Linked DNA regions of Homo sapiens: region 2 is linked to region 1. A link is an interaction called in ENCODE POLR2A ChIA-PET data of the cell type or tissue named here. Cell type or tissue: GM12878. All regions are shown on one strand. Each heading gives the region's core, and the rest is flanking DNA. Links, peaks and the distances in the headings are about the cores only. Region 1 overlaps LINC02026 (long intergenic non-protein coding RNA 2026). Region 2 overlaps LINC02028 (long intergenic non-protein coding RNA 2028).

Evidence for each region. Peaks named below come from ENCODE experiments on the same cell type or tissue, not always from the same donor. Only the 100,000 strongest peaks of a DNase experiment are listed, where the experiment ranks them.
Region 2: POLR2A ChIA-PET joins it to region 1 with 6 read pairs; 9 of 35 experiments call an interaction of 5 or more read pairs at or near these places.

Annotation. Positions count from the first base shown.
Region 1 is chr3:193,987,305-193,994,203 of GRCh38, reverse strand. The region is part of intron 1 of LINC02026 (long intergenic non-protein coding RNA 2026); the gene reads left to right. It also overlaps the pseudogene DPPA2P3. Among named protein-coding and RNA genes, the nearest start is that of LINC02026, 13 kb to the left of the region's middle. In GM12878, for the core only: no CTCF peak of the experiment used is centred there; no DNase peak of the experiment used is centred there.
Region 2 is chr3:194,041,609-194,048,507 of GRCh38, reverse strand. The region is part of intron 1 of LINC02028 (long intergenic non-protein coding RNA 2028); the gene reads left to right. Among named protein-coding and RNA genes, the nearest start is that of LINC02028, 26 kb to the left of the region's middle. In GM12878, for the core only: no CTCF peak of the experiment used is centred there; a DNase peak (open chromatin) is centred at 3,097.

The DNA.
Region 1 (6,899 bases), core at 2,230-4,729:
GGATAGCAGCAAGAAGAATTTCTTTGAGGGGGGAAGTAGTTGATGAGGGAAGTGTGATTTTGACACTGGTGCCAGTTAAAGATGACCCAAATATGGAACAAATGGAACCAAGTATTTCTTCAACTTCTGATGTCAAACTGGAGAAGCCTAAGAAATATAATCAAGGTCATCACTTCAAACACATGAACAATTTACAGCTCCACAAAAAGCTGGTGCAAAATACCAGCCCTTCCCTTGCCGACCACTTTGCCTCCCATTAATAAGGTGTGTCGGGACACTTAGCGGGACTGGTGTCAACAACTTGGTTTGAGTGCTAATGGCAAGAAAATAGAAGTTTATCTGAGGCTCCGTAGGCGTGCTTTCCCTGAACAACAGCAAGATACGCCTGAAACATCACATAAGACCAGATTACAGCGATGCTCGAGAAAACACAAGGCAGTGACCGAGAGAGCAAGAGGCTTCAGAAAAGTTATGAGATGAATGAAAGAACAGAGAGACTAATATAGTTGAAGTGATAACTTCAGTGCAGGCATCCATGTTGGCATCATGGGCAAGAATTGGTGCAAGAGCTGTTCAGCCAAAGGCTGTAAATTCATGTTCCATTCCTGTTTCTGTTGAGGCCTTTTGGATGCAAACCTCTGATGTCAGGTGGTGTGTGGTCCATGGCAGACGTCTCTCAGCAGACACAAAGAGCTGGGTACACCTGCAGTTTCATGCAGATCAGGCCTGGGTGCCTACCACTCACAGGAGGATGATTTCTCTCTTCTTGTTACCTGCCTGCATTTTCCCATCCCCAGGCATAGAAGATAACATATTATGCCCCAACTGTGCTAAGAGGAATAAGAAGATGATGAGAAGATTAATGACAATGGAGAAGCAGCAGCAACCTCTTTGAATACAATGTACTAGAGAAGGAGGGATGTACTTTCAGACCATGTAACCTATTATGAAGGAAAGGAAGAGGAGACAATTTGAATGAATCTTCATGATATGCAACACAAAATCGTAGTGACTAGGACTCCACAGTGAAGATGGTTGACCAGTGACACAGCCCCATCTGAAGAGCACCTTTCTGTAAGTCTGAAAACTCATTAAAATAAAGTCACTGAAAAGAGAAAAGTATATTATCCAGGTATCCCATCTGAGAAAAATACTCCAGAAAGAACCTTAAGCAAATCAAAAATGAACTGAAATAGGTAACTCAAGATGGGAGATGAAGAGAGAAGTTGGTTGTGGACAAATGGGTCTCTCCTCTCTGTCTCTCTCTCTCTCTGTCTCTCTCCTCTCTCCTCTCCCCTTTCTCCTCTCTCCTCTCTCCTCTCTTTTCTCTCTGTCTCTCTCTGTCTCTCTCCTCTCTCCTCTCCCCTTTCCCCTCTCTCCTCTCTCCTCTCTCTTCTCTTTTCTCTCTCTCTGTCTCTCTCCCTCTCTCTCCCTCTCTCACTCCCTCTCTCTCTAATGCAATTGCAACAGAAGTCCCAGCTGAACCCGGAGGAGCTTTGGAGCTGAAGTTGTTCTGCATTAAGATGAGTCTGGCCTTTTCACTTTTTATCTTGGCCTTGAGGAGTAGTTGCAAGGAGGTTGCCCTAGGGAGGGAAGCAGACCTGGGGTGCGGCAGTTCCCTTCAGCTTAGGGCAATTCCTGGAGAGAGACTCAGCTGTGAGCTGTCTGCAGCTAACATTTGGCAGCTGAAGGGGAAAATACCATGTATGACATGGTGCCTTTTATGTGAAATTATGTATGTATGTATGTACATATGTATATATGTACATATCTGCTGTGGTGTGGTAGGAAATGTTTAACAGTCAGCCCTGGAGGGAGGGGGCGGGTGGCGGGGGAAAGCCCTGATTTGTAGCTTTTGCTGATTTTTGTGGTGTAAATACTTTTATCATGGCTGATGTCAAACTACCAATGTGATGTCACTGAACGTGGAGCCCGAACACGATGCACACAGTTGCCTCTCATGAGCACACAAGCTGGCTTCAACACACCACTGTATAAGCCTGAGGATATTTAGGGGGAACGTGGGGAAGGGGAGAGGCTTGTGGAACAACAGTCCTGGCATTTGGGCATCCTGTTCAGTAGGAGAGCATGGAGTTTTTTCTCTGTTTTCTCTCCATATGGCTAATTTTCTTTACTGGGGTCAAATTTCTAATCCTCGTCTCTACCGTCCCCTGCCCCTTTCCCCCCTCCACCCCTAAGTTGGTATTCTTCGCAGGCAGTGTTTCAGAAGTCAATTCGAATACTTGTTCATATTGAAGTCCTTGTGGCTATGAAAACAGGAAGAAGCTTCTTGGTAGGTGCTTACGAGGATCCATGTGATAGTGAATGTCAGGGCATGGCAAACTTTATGTAAGGGGCCAACCAGTAAATATTTTTGGCTTTGTGGGACATATGGTCTCTGTTGCAACTGCTAATCTTTTGCAGGACATAGTTTGCTGACTCCTGTTTTAGACGATACCATTGTATCATAAGCCTCTACGTAAGTGTTAATTACGGTTATTTCAAAGGACCCAGAGAAAGAAATCTTTTAACTCTAGAAATTCAGACCAACCACTCAGAGGAGGGATATAGGCTGTGGGGAAGGTTTTTTGATTCAGCTGGCTTTGTGACAGTAGCTGTATGCAGGATTTTTTTAACTTTTATCCAGGATTAAATAAGATGAGAGAAAGAGAACCCCTGGATTAAACAACAACAACAACAAAACCCCTCCAAACCTTAAAAAACCAAAAACCGAATTCTCTGATAAATCCCTTTATGTATTAGGATCTCGTTAATTCAGAATTTAGAAAAATATATTAATACCTGGGAAGGAGGCAGGCACTCACCATAACATTATCTGTAAAGAAAGACATAGTGGGTTGATTAACACAGTAAATCAGGTCAGGCGGGCAGAAGCCTTCATACAGCTAAGAAACTAAACTCTTCGTCATCTTTCTAGCAAGTGAAATATTTGAATGTTAATGTGAAATCCACAAGTTTTTTATTCATAAAAATAGATCATGGTTGGGTACATGGTGTGTGCCTGTAGTCCCAGCTATTTGGGAGCCTGAGGCCAGAGGATCACTTGAGCCTAGGAGTTGGAGGCTGCAGTGTGCTAGGATCATGCCTGTGGATAGCCACTGCACTTCACCCTGGGCGACACCATGAGACTCTGTCTCTTTTTTAAAACAATGGATCATGTAGAACCTTTTTTGTCAATACTTGATGAGTTCCTCCAGGATGTTGGTATAGATACTAAAGCTAGTTACCCAAATATATTTGGGTCAAGTCTCTTCTCCTAGCTTCAGCTTTTCCATCTTTAAATGAGTATTTTAGATTTCTTAGCCAGTGCTGTGGTTTGAATGTGCTCCCTAAATTTCATGTGTTGGAAACATAATCCCCAAATTCTTATGTTGACTAGAAGTAGGGCCTTTGGGCCGGGCTTGGTGGCTCAAGCCTCTAATTCCAGCACTTTGGGAGGCCGAGGCAGGTGGATCACGAGGTTGGGAGATCGAGACCAACCTGGCTAACATGGTGAAACCCTGTCTCTGCTAAAAATACAAAAAATTAGCCAGGCGTGGTAGCAGATGCCTGTAGTCCCAGCTACTCGGGAGGCTGAGGCAGGAGAAGGGTGTGAACCCGGGAGGTGGAGCTTGCAGTGAGCCGAGATTGCACCACTGCACTCCAGTCTGGGCGACAGAGCCAGACTCCATCTCAAAAAAAAAAAAAAAGAAAAAAAGAAAAGAAATAGGGCCTTTGGGAGGTTGTTAGGGTTAGATAAAGTTGTCAGAGTGGGGCCCCCATGATGTGGCTGGTGGCTTTATAAGAAGAAGAAGAGAGGCCTGAGCTGACACAGATAGTCTTTGCCACTCTCCATGTGATGCCTTCTACATAGCACGAAGGCCCTACCAGAGGCCAGCACCATGCTTTTGGACTTCCCAGCCTCCAGAATTGTAAGAAATAAATTTCTTTTATTTATAAGCGACCCAGTCTCAGGTATTCAATGATAGCAACAGAAAATAAATGAATACAACCTTATGAATTTTTGTAAAATTCTCTAAAAATATTAAGCCCACTTACTAGAATATGCCCTGTCTTCTGACCACTTCTTGCCTTGTTGTTGCACAGGGTTGACTATATAAGAGGCCAATTCCATTTTGGCTTCCAATTGTCTTAGGATATATATGTGTCTGTGTGTGTGTATATTTATATTTTGGCAATAAGAGAGTTGTTTTCTAATAGAAAGTTCTTGCTTCATCATTATCTACAAGGTTTGCTTATAAAAATCCTTGCAGATTACATGAAAACCTCCACTAATCACTGAGTATCATATTTTTTTTGTAGCTTTCAATAAATACTTGTTGATTTTCCCCTAGAGATCCAGAAGCTCAGAGTAGACTTTGGTGTCCAGACAAACCCACTCAGGTTATGTTGCAGTTCTCTGTCAATAACTCTTAATCTTTTCTGTCTCACAGATTTCTATGGAAATTTGGTGGAAGTAAAGGGGAATTGACTAAGGACCATTAATATATGTATGGAGTGAATTCTGATCACTCCTTTTGAAAATCCTTAACTACCACGTTTTTATATTTTACTTGTGTTATTATCTGACACCCCAAAATGCTGAAGTACACAGTGACCTCAAAACAAGAGAGATGTGCACAGGATTGGACGGGTTCATTTGTTTATTTTAATGTAAAAAGGAGGAGATAGGCAACATTTTTTGAGAAGAGTAGTTTTCCAGGATGGTATCACAGCTTAATCTTGCATTAGGGGAAAAGCACTAGACTAAACTGAAGCTTTGGTTTTTATCACTAGACAGTTGTGAGTTTAAACTTCCCTTTCACTCCAGTCAGCCTCCATTTTCTTACTGTAAACTGAGAAGACTACATGGGATGGTAGGAGATTAAGCAAGAGGCTGTATCTGGAAGTGCTGGCTACATGTAAAGTGTGGCATCCATGAGGGGGATTCAGTAAGACTAGCTCCTCAGAATCCACCACAGTCAGCACTCAGATGAAATCATGACCAAGGGATGGACATGCAGAGGCCATTTTTCTTGCCTTGAACAGCAAATGCTACTTGCTGTGTGGCCCAACAGTCCTGTGCCTCCATTTGTTTCTTGCTGCTGCAGCAAAAAGATAAACATTTAGGGAGGCTCTAACATGGCTTGAAATGAGCACATAGACACTACCATGCCAATGAAGTCACAGTAAGTATCTCTGGTCTGCCCATGAGAAATACCTATGTCTACCATAGATCCTCTCCTCCCCTCTCCTCCACACATGCACACAGTTAGCCTCTCCTTTAAGCTCCAATGAAAGTACCAGCCACTCTATGGACCCTTCCCTGAACTGTGTTCTTTTCTCTCCTCCAGGACATAGGATTCTTGTCCGTCATATTGTAGTAGCATTTACTGCTTATTTTGTTCATCTGTTACTGAAATTGGTTTATTGTGTACCTACTATGTTCAAGGCTCTGTGCAGATCATAATTATATATAGCCTTGGAGTTATATATTACCTGGAGAGGGACTCAGCTGTGAGCTGCCAGCAGCCAACATTCAGCAGCTGAACGGGGAAGTTACGGTAGGTCAGGTCGGCCCCGCCAGCAGCCTCCACAACAGACTCCGACAACTCCCTTAAGATGAGTATTAGCATCGTTTATCTCTGTATGTGTTACACCCCTTGAGGTCTGGGATTGCTTATGGTACGCGCATTCTTCACATTGTCCAGCATGCAGAGTGGACTGCTAAGTGTCCAGCCGTAAGTCACCCTACCACCTGCTAGAATGCTGGGATAACATGGTAGTGAGTAGAGCACATAATGATAAAAGCTATATATGCCCAATTTCAAAAGTTTGGAAATACAGACAAGTACAAATTTACCTATAATTTCACCCTCCAGAGATGACATCTGCTGATTTTTTAGTATATTTCATTTTAACCTTCTTTTATCTATGCCTTTATTTACCTAATTTGGAATAGTCTGCTTGCAACGTTTTATACCCCATTTTCCCATACCGTTACAAATTTTGAAAACTTAATTTAAATGTCTATATAATATTCTATCATATTGATGAACCATCCTTTATTTGCCAATTTCCTTATTAGACATTTAGGTTGTGGTCAATTTTTTCACTATTATAAACATTACTGTAATGAGGATTTTTTATAGTTATGTCTACATGTCACCATGCTTATGTATCTGATTATTTTTCTTTGATGTATTGGAAGAATTTAAATTACTATCCAAAGGGTATAAAATGTCTAAAATTATTGCCAAATTGCTGTCAGAAAGGTTTATCCTTTCTAGTCTTGTCAGCAGAGAATGCTGGATTTGTCATACCTACACTAACATTAATTGTATTTTTCAATATTTACAAATTCAACTAGAGTGTATGGAGCTCTGGTTTTACTTTTACAGATGTCTTTGATCATTAGTGAACTTAAACATTTTAATATATTTACTGGCAACTTTTTATTCCTTTTTCTCTGAATTATCTGTTTACGTTTTTAACCATTTAAAAATGGAAGTGTTGGTATTTTTTCTATTGTGGGCTCCAGAGGCACTGCTAAAGGTTTTAAAAACCATTCTAAGTCACCTGCATGCCTTTTGATGCCACACCATCCATGGCCACCTTAGAAGAAAGATTAGTCCCAGAGGTAAAAGGCAGTTTCTTCAACTACAGCCTTGGTTATGTTGGGTTATTGTGCCATTTGTTCCTTTGATAAAGAGTGCACAAGGAAATGTGAGTGCCGTTTTTTTTTTTCTTTCTTTTTTTTCCTGCAGCACGCTTGCTTTCCATTAAGCGGATCCTTTGTGCTGAAACAGATTTGCAGTCCTGCCAAACCAGACGATGCTGCTGGCAGGAAGATGCACATGGTCTGATGTTAATGCAAGAGTGAGAAAACCTCTGTGGCA
Region 2 (6,899 bases), core at 1,627-4,126, 55 kb before region 1:
GAAAGTCTGAGGACCCTGACACAAGGCGAGTGATAGAGGAAGGCTGAGGATGAAAAATGAATGAGACCTGTTTGTTGACTGCCATGGAGGTCAGGATGAAGCCCATATTACTAGGTTTCTAGGCCACGTGATGGGGTGAGTGGTGATTGTAGAATCACCCCAGAGGCAGAGCAGCAATTCAAAACAGGATTTGAGACAGAGAGAGAGCGACAAATCTGGGCTTTTATTTGATTCATTCTATTTTTTCCATGTTTGAAAGTAAAAAGGATAAATGCATCTATTCCTTGGAGTTTTGTAAGGACTGATGAATTAGCATATATGAAAGCATTATTATTTATATAAGTTTGCAAGTTTGGAGGGAAATAATTAGTTTAATTAGGACCGTATCAAACATTTCAAACTCATTCTGAGTAAAGAGCTTATTAGCCAAGGGGCTCTCTGTAGGGTCAGATTACTTCCAGCCACTGGATTGGGCCATAGTTCAAGGCCAGAAGCTTGTTTCCACAAGCATCAGGACCTTTCTCTCTCTTCTTTTCATTACCAACCCCCTACCCCCACTGCCATCCTTTTCTAGATCTCTTACGTAGTAAATGCAAAAAAAAAAAAAAAAAAGTGCACAAACATTATGTGAAAAGCATATTCAATTGAACCAATGAGTTTATTCAGTTGACTCTTCTGAGGACATACCTGTGCCAGGCCGTGGTACCTAGATGTGTGAGAGACTGTGGCATTCTCCTCTTCTCCATGCTTGGACAGTACCATCAGCATTGAGGCTCACAGAGTTGCCTTGCCTTGGGAGATGCAGGCTTTGGTGAGAGTGCCCCATGGAGCCTGACCTTAGTTGCAGGCCTTCAATGTGATGAGCAAGACCAGGCACTCTTTCTCAGGCTCCTGATCCCCATGTGGTCTGCATATTGCTCAAATCAGCCAAACTCTCCCACATTGGCCTCCTCCCTTTTTCTCAGCTCCAGGAGACCAGCGTCCCCAAGCAAGGGAAACACTTTGCTCAGCTGCTTTCATCATGACAGCCAGTGCTGAGTGCAGAGCTGTCAGGAAGCCAGGCCACGCTGGCAGCTGGCAGTACAGGCCAGAGAGCAGGGTGGTGCTGCAGCAGGTGCCTGGGTGTCCCTGTGAGCTCAGTGGGACAACAAATCTTCTGTAGAATCCAGTGTGGACTTGGTTTGGCTTTCCAACAATTTTAACCCAACCAGATCCCTCCCTTTAGAATTCCTTCCCTTGGACAAAGCAACTGCAACTATAATTTCAGATTCAGAGGAAGCCTGCAAGCTCTGGCTTCCCTTCTTTGCTTCCTTTTTTTTTTTTTTTTTTTTTTGCGATGGAGTTTCACTCTTGTTGCCAAGGCATTGGAGTTCAGTGGTGTAATCTCGGTTCACTTCAACCTCTGCCTCCTGGGTTCAAGTGATTCTCCTGCCTCAGCCTCCAGAGTAGCTGGGATTACAGGTGTCTGCCACTATGCCTGGCTAATTTTTTGTATTTTTAGTAGAGAGGGGGTTTTGCCATTTTGGCCAGGCTAGTCTTGAACTCCTGACCTCAGGTGATCCACCTACCTCAGCCTCCCAAGTGCTGGGATGACAGGTGTGAGCCACCATCCCCGGCCCCTTCCTTACTTCTAACCCAATCTGGATGTTGTACTTTTACATACTTCTACCATTGAGGGTTTGGATCTAAGTCTCTTCCCCTTGAATCTGGTTGGGCTTGTGACTGCTTTGACAAGCAGTACAGCAGAAGTGACTCTATGTGATTTCAAAGCTAGGTCATAAAAAACCATGTGGCTTCCAGCTTGTTCACTGTGTACTTGTTTTTGGAGCACTGACCTGCTGTGTAAGAAGTCCAACTGCCCTGAGGCCACCAGGCTGGAGAGACCATGTATGGATAGGTTCTCTGATCAACAGTTTCTATCAAGCCCAGCCTTCTAGCCATCAAGCCCAGCCTTCTAGCCATGTCCACCAATGTGCCTGACATGTGAGTGAAGCCATCACAGACCCTTCAGACCAGCCCACCTGCCAGCTGAATACTTGTGAGTAACCTTGGTTGATACTATGTGGAACAGAATCTCTCAGCCAAGCCCTGCCTGAATTCCTGACCCACACATTCAGGAGATACAACGGAATGGCCAGGTTCTAATCCACTGAGTTTTGGGGTGGTTTATTATGCAGCAATAGATAACTAGAACACTGGACATAAATGGAAGAAGCTTTGCGGTCAGCTTTTAATAAGTTTAGGCTGATTTCATGTGATTTACCCCATCCATCTGCTCCTGCTCGTGATAATTCCATCTTGTTCAAAACTTGGATCAAGTTATCTCTTCACTGAGCCAAAACTTTACCTGGGTTTACCAACAGCTCCCTGAGCCTTGGCAACACTTTCAAGTTTCCCAACTATGGTTTGGTTGTCAGTAAAATTTCACATCCAGCCACATACTCACACTTAGCCCAACACAATAGCTGCATGCTACCTTAATCCAAATGATTTGCAAAAATTGCCAAAAGTTGGGACTGTGCTTGTAAAAGCTGTTCTCTATGGATCTGGATAAACAATTTACAGATAACACTTTCTCAGCAACTCCACATACCAGAAAGGGTAGCTTCCTATTTCTTGCCTTGCGCTTCAGGCCTACGTGGAGTATAAGATTTCTACTTGGGGCCGGGCACGGTGGCTCACGCCTCTAATCCCAGCACTTTGGGAGGCTGAGGCAGGCAGATCACCTGAGGTCAGGAGTTTGAGTCCAGCCTGACCAACATGGAGAAATCCCATCTCTACTAAAAATGCAAAATTAGCCGGGCATGGTGGTGCAGGCCTGTAATCCCAGTTACTCAGGAGGCTGAGGCAGGAGAAAATTCCCAGTTTCCTGAGTGGGGTGGAGGTGGGAGTCAGGGTGAGCACTGTCCCTGGGATCCAGCAACATGCTTGTGTGTGCAATTCTCTCAGTATGCTACAAGGACAGGTGTGGTGGTACAGAGGGATGTGGGGTCAAGCCTGAGAACAATCACATGCTTGCTATGTGACCTCAGACCACATAGTCTGAGTCTTAGTTTTCTCATTAGTCAAATGGGTACAATATTAATCCATTCACAGGAAATAGGGGGATGTCTTAGTTTGAGTTTTGTCAGAAGCAGCCTCTGAGACAAGGATGTGCAAGTTTACTGGGGAGAAGGTAAACCAGGGAGAGCCCGGGAGAGGTGTGGGCAGTGATAAGGGGAGGGGAGAAAACCGGTAAAGGGGCCATGGTCAGCCAGTCAACACAATGCGCAGCTGCAGCTTCATCCCAAGGGGGAAGCTGTTACACGAGTGTAAAACACACACCTCAAAAAACGATCCTCCCGGGGGTGGGGGGCTGGGGTGTGTACACACCAACTCCTCTCAGTCCCTAAAGGCTGCTCCGCAGAGGATGTGAATTTCCCAGCGAGTGTTAATTTTGTAGCTCATCTGGAAAGCACTAGCACTGGAGAAAGCCCTCGGGCCCAGAGAAGCCAATCTTCCTGTTGGAAGTTCTCTGGAGCACACTGAGAGGCTAAGGCTGGAGGGTCAGCGCGCTCATCACATCTGTTCTAGAAGACTGAGTGAAGTCGGTGTAAAAGGCTGGGCTACAGGGGGCTTCTCCTCTTCCCTGTGTGGACCCCTTCCGCCAACAGTGCCGTGCCTTTGCCTGTCCTTTCTGAATCCCAAGGTCATTTGACACCCGATGTGTCCTGTTTTACACACCTGGAGACCTGGAGAGCTCTTCCCCCAGACACATGTAAATGGTCCAGGGTCAGCTCCGCCCACTTTTTACACTTTGTTGCATCCTCCATCTCCCACAGCATCCAGCTTAGCAAGAGACACATGGTAGATAGAAGCTCAGTGGTCAATGCTAGGCAGATCGCATGGGTCAGAGAAGTTTGGTTTGTAGTGGAAGTGGCTTTGTATAGATGTGGCGGCAGAGTGACATGCGTACAAGTGAGTTGCTATATATAAAGTGCTGTACTAATGTGAGGGACATTACTGATGGACTGTTCCTTGCTTGTTTTGGGCATCCCAGATCATGAGGATAGAATCAGCAATAGTGCTTGAGGATAAAATGACTCTCGAAGGGAAGAAGAAAGAAGAACAGATTCGGTCTAAAACAGTTTTCCAGTCTCCCTTTTCCTTTCCCCAGTTATTGGGAAACAAATGACTCCCCTCTTATCCTCTGCTTGGTTTGTGTGGTACGTGATATTTAGATACTGGCATTGGCCTTGCCGTGTGTAGGTTATGGGGCAATGAACAATAGCTAACCTCGTTTACTGCAGGCACTCTCTAGTGACTTATATGTATTAATTCTCATCATAACGCTGTAAAGTAGATGCTATCGTTTCCATTTTACACATGAGGAAACTGAGGTACAGAGAGACATTAGGCAACTTACCTAAGGCCACACAGCTGTTAAGCAGCAAAGCCAGAATTTAACCAGATTGTCTGCTCCATTGGACATAATGAATGCAAATAACACTCACTTTTTTCTAGTTTAAGTATAGAATATAGTGTCTGGGTCTCCAATTATATTTTCATTTCCAGCACCATTGTTCAGTAAAGCAAATTTTTGATATATGGCCATTTGGACATTGGTGCTAATAAATCTGATATTTCTGTGTACATTCTCTTACATTGCTAAGATGTCCATTGCAATCAGAAGCTCACCGAATGTGCTTAGCTGAGTGGAGAATGATTTCTCGGTGTTGTATTTGCTCTGAAGAGTCTGAATTCTTGGGGAGGCAGAAGCTGGAAGTGAGTGAGTCAGAGCTCAGATGGGAAGTCAGAGGCCTGCAGCTGGGGACTCCCTGAGAGGATGAGATAGTCTGATCACCTAGTGAGGTGACCAATGTTCTAATTGCCTGGGATGGAGGGGTTTCCTGGGAGGCAGGACTTTCATGCTAAAACCAGGGCAATCCTGGGGAAATCAAGAGGTTGGTCACCGTAACTGTATGCCAAAGTATTAAATAAGAATGTTGTTTTAAACTAGAAAACAAGAAGGAAGATCTCCCATAGATTTTCAAGGTGCTGAGAAAACAGCTTCTAGACATATCTCGAAAGCCAAGTTTCTGAGATGTAATCAGAAAGCTGTAGTGGAAGGAAATTTGAACCAGAAGACTGCAGTCCTGTCTATGAACGTTAAACCTGTGTGGCTTAGGAAACGAGTCTAACCTCGTCTGAGCCTCAGTTTGTTCACCTAAAAGATGGAGATGAGAGCTCATTTGTCTCATTCTCAGGGGTTATGGTGGCCATCCAGACATAAAGAAATTAGAACGTTCATTCATCTGCAGATGCTCACACATTCCTACAGGATGACTGAAACCCACAGCAAACAATCCTCATGAAATACAGCTCAGCTCATCCTGAAGAATAAGTGGGAGGTCAGCCTCACGGGAAATTCGATATCTCCACATGCAGCTGTCATGCCACATGGAAACAGTCATGCATAGGGTCCTGTCACCTGGTAGACTGACCCCAGGTCCACTGACCCCTGACAATCATCAACCGCTTCTGAGGGCTCCATGATTGAGATTTGTCCCCAGGAACTCAGGGGAAACTATATATTGATTAAAATGAACTATCAAAATCATTTAGAGAACTCATATTCCTGGAATCTGTGATGGCCTGTGTGTCCCCTCTCTCTGCCTCCCTTTATTGTTGCTACTGTGACCTGGACTCTGATGTCCCCTGAGGTCCACCACCCTCCCTCAGAACACAGTCTCCCTATTTATTACTTTAGTATCATGTACCAGCTCCATTTTCTTGTGCCAACTTCTGCTGTGGTCTGGACTCAAATCTAAATGGGCTGCCTAGGGGGCTGGACCCAGCCTCTTCCATCTGCCTTTGCCAGAATCAGAGCTGTGGACCTTGGGGCCTTGGAGGCTGGGATCGTATATGACTTGGGCTCCAGTGGATACTCTGTACACAAATCTTCTCTTTGGAGTGTTCAGGGATTGGCTGCTAAAGGGCATAAAGAGAGAAGGTTTCTGCGACTTCTGCAGCACAATATGGGGCTTCTAAGTTTGTGGCTCTCACTTTAGTGAGCAAAACAGTCCCCGAAAAAGCTTGTTAAAATGCAGTGTCCTTTGTCCTATGTCCCAGGGTTTCTGATTCAGTCCAGTGCAAGAATCTGGATTTTTAAAGAAACCACTGAGTTGCTTCAGATACACATTTCTGAGAGTCATATTTTCTGAACTTTTAGATAACGAGAATGTGATTTTAAAAAGGAATTCAGTGGCTGGGCGTGGTGGCTCCCGCCTGTAATCCCAGCACTTTGGGAGGCTGAGGCAGGCTGACTACTTGAGGTCAGGAGTTCGAGACCAGCCTAGCCAATGTGGCAAAAGGCTGTCTGTACTAAAATACAAAAATTAGCTGGGCATCATGGTGCATTTCTATAATCTCAGCTGCTTGGGAGGCTGAGGCAGGAGAATCACCTGACCCCAGGAGGCGGAGGTTGCAGTGAGCAGAGATGGCGCCACCGCACTCCAGCCTGGGCAGCACGGTGAAACTCTGTCTCCAAAAAAAAAAAAAAAAAAAAAGTAATTTAGTCTTTGGTGCTTTGCTTCAGGGTATTATTGATGGCTGAGGTGGTCATCGTTTAGAACTGAAACAAGTTCTGGGTGTGTTTTATTTTCTGATTGTTTGGATGTTGGTGAAATGGAAAACCGACTCAAGGTCTTGGACACTTTTGCAAATAGTATCTCTTCTGTCTTTCTGACATTCAGGAAAGAGGGAGGCAGATATTCTTACAGTATACTCATTTTATAGATGGGGTACTTGGCCACCTTCTTTGGCTTAAATAAAACAAGCACCTGCATGTTATTTTACTATTTCAAAGCATTTGTCCGTGCGTTCTGTTACGTGGCCCTCCCAGGAAACTGCCGCAGTTG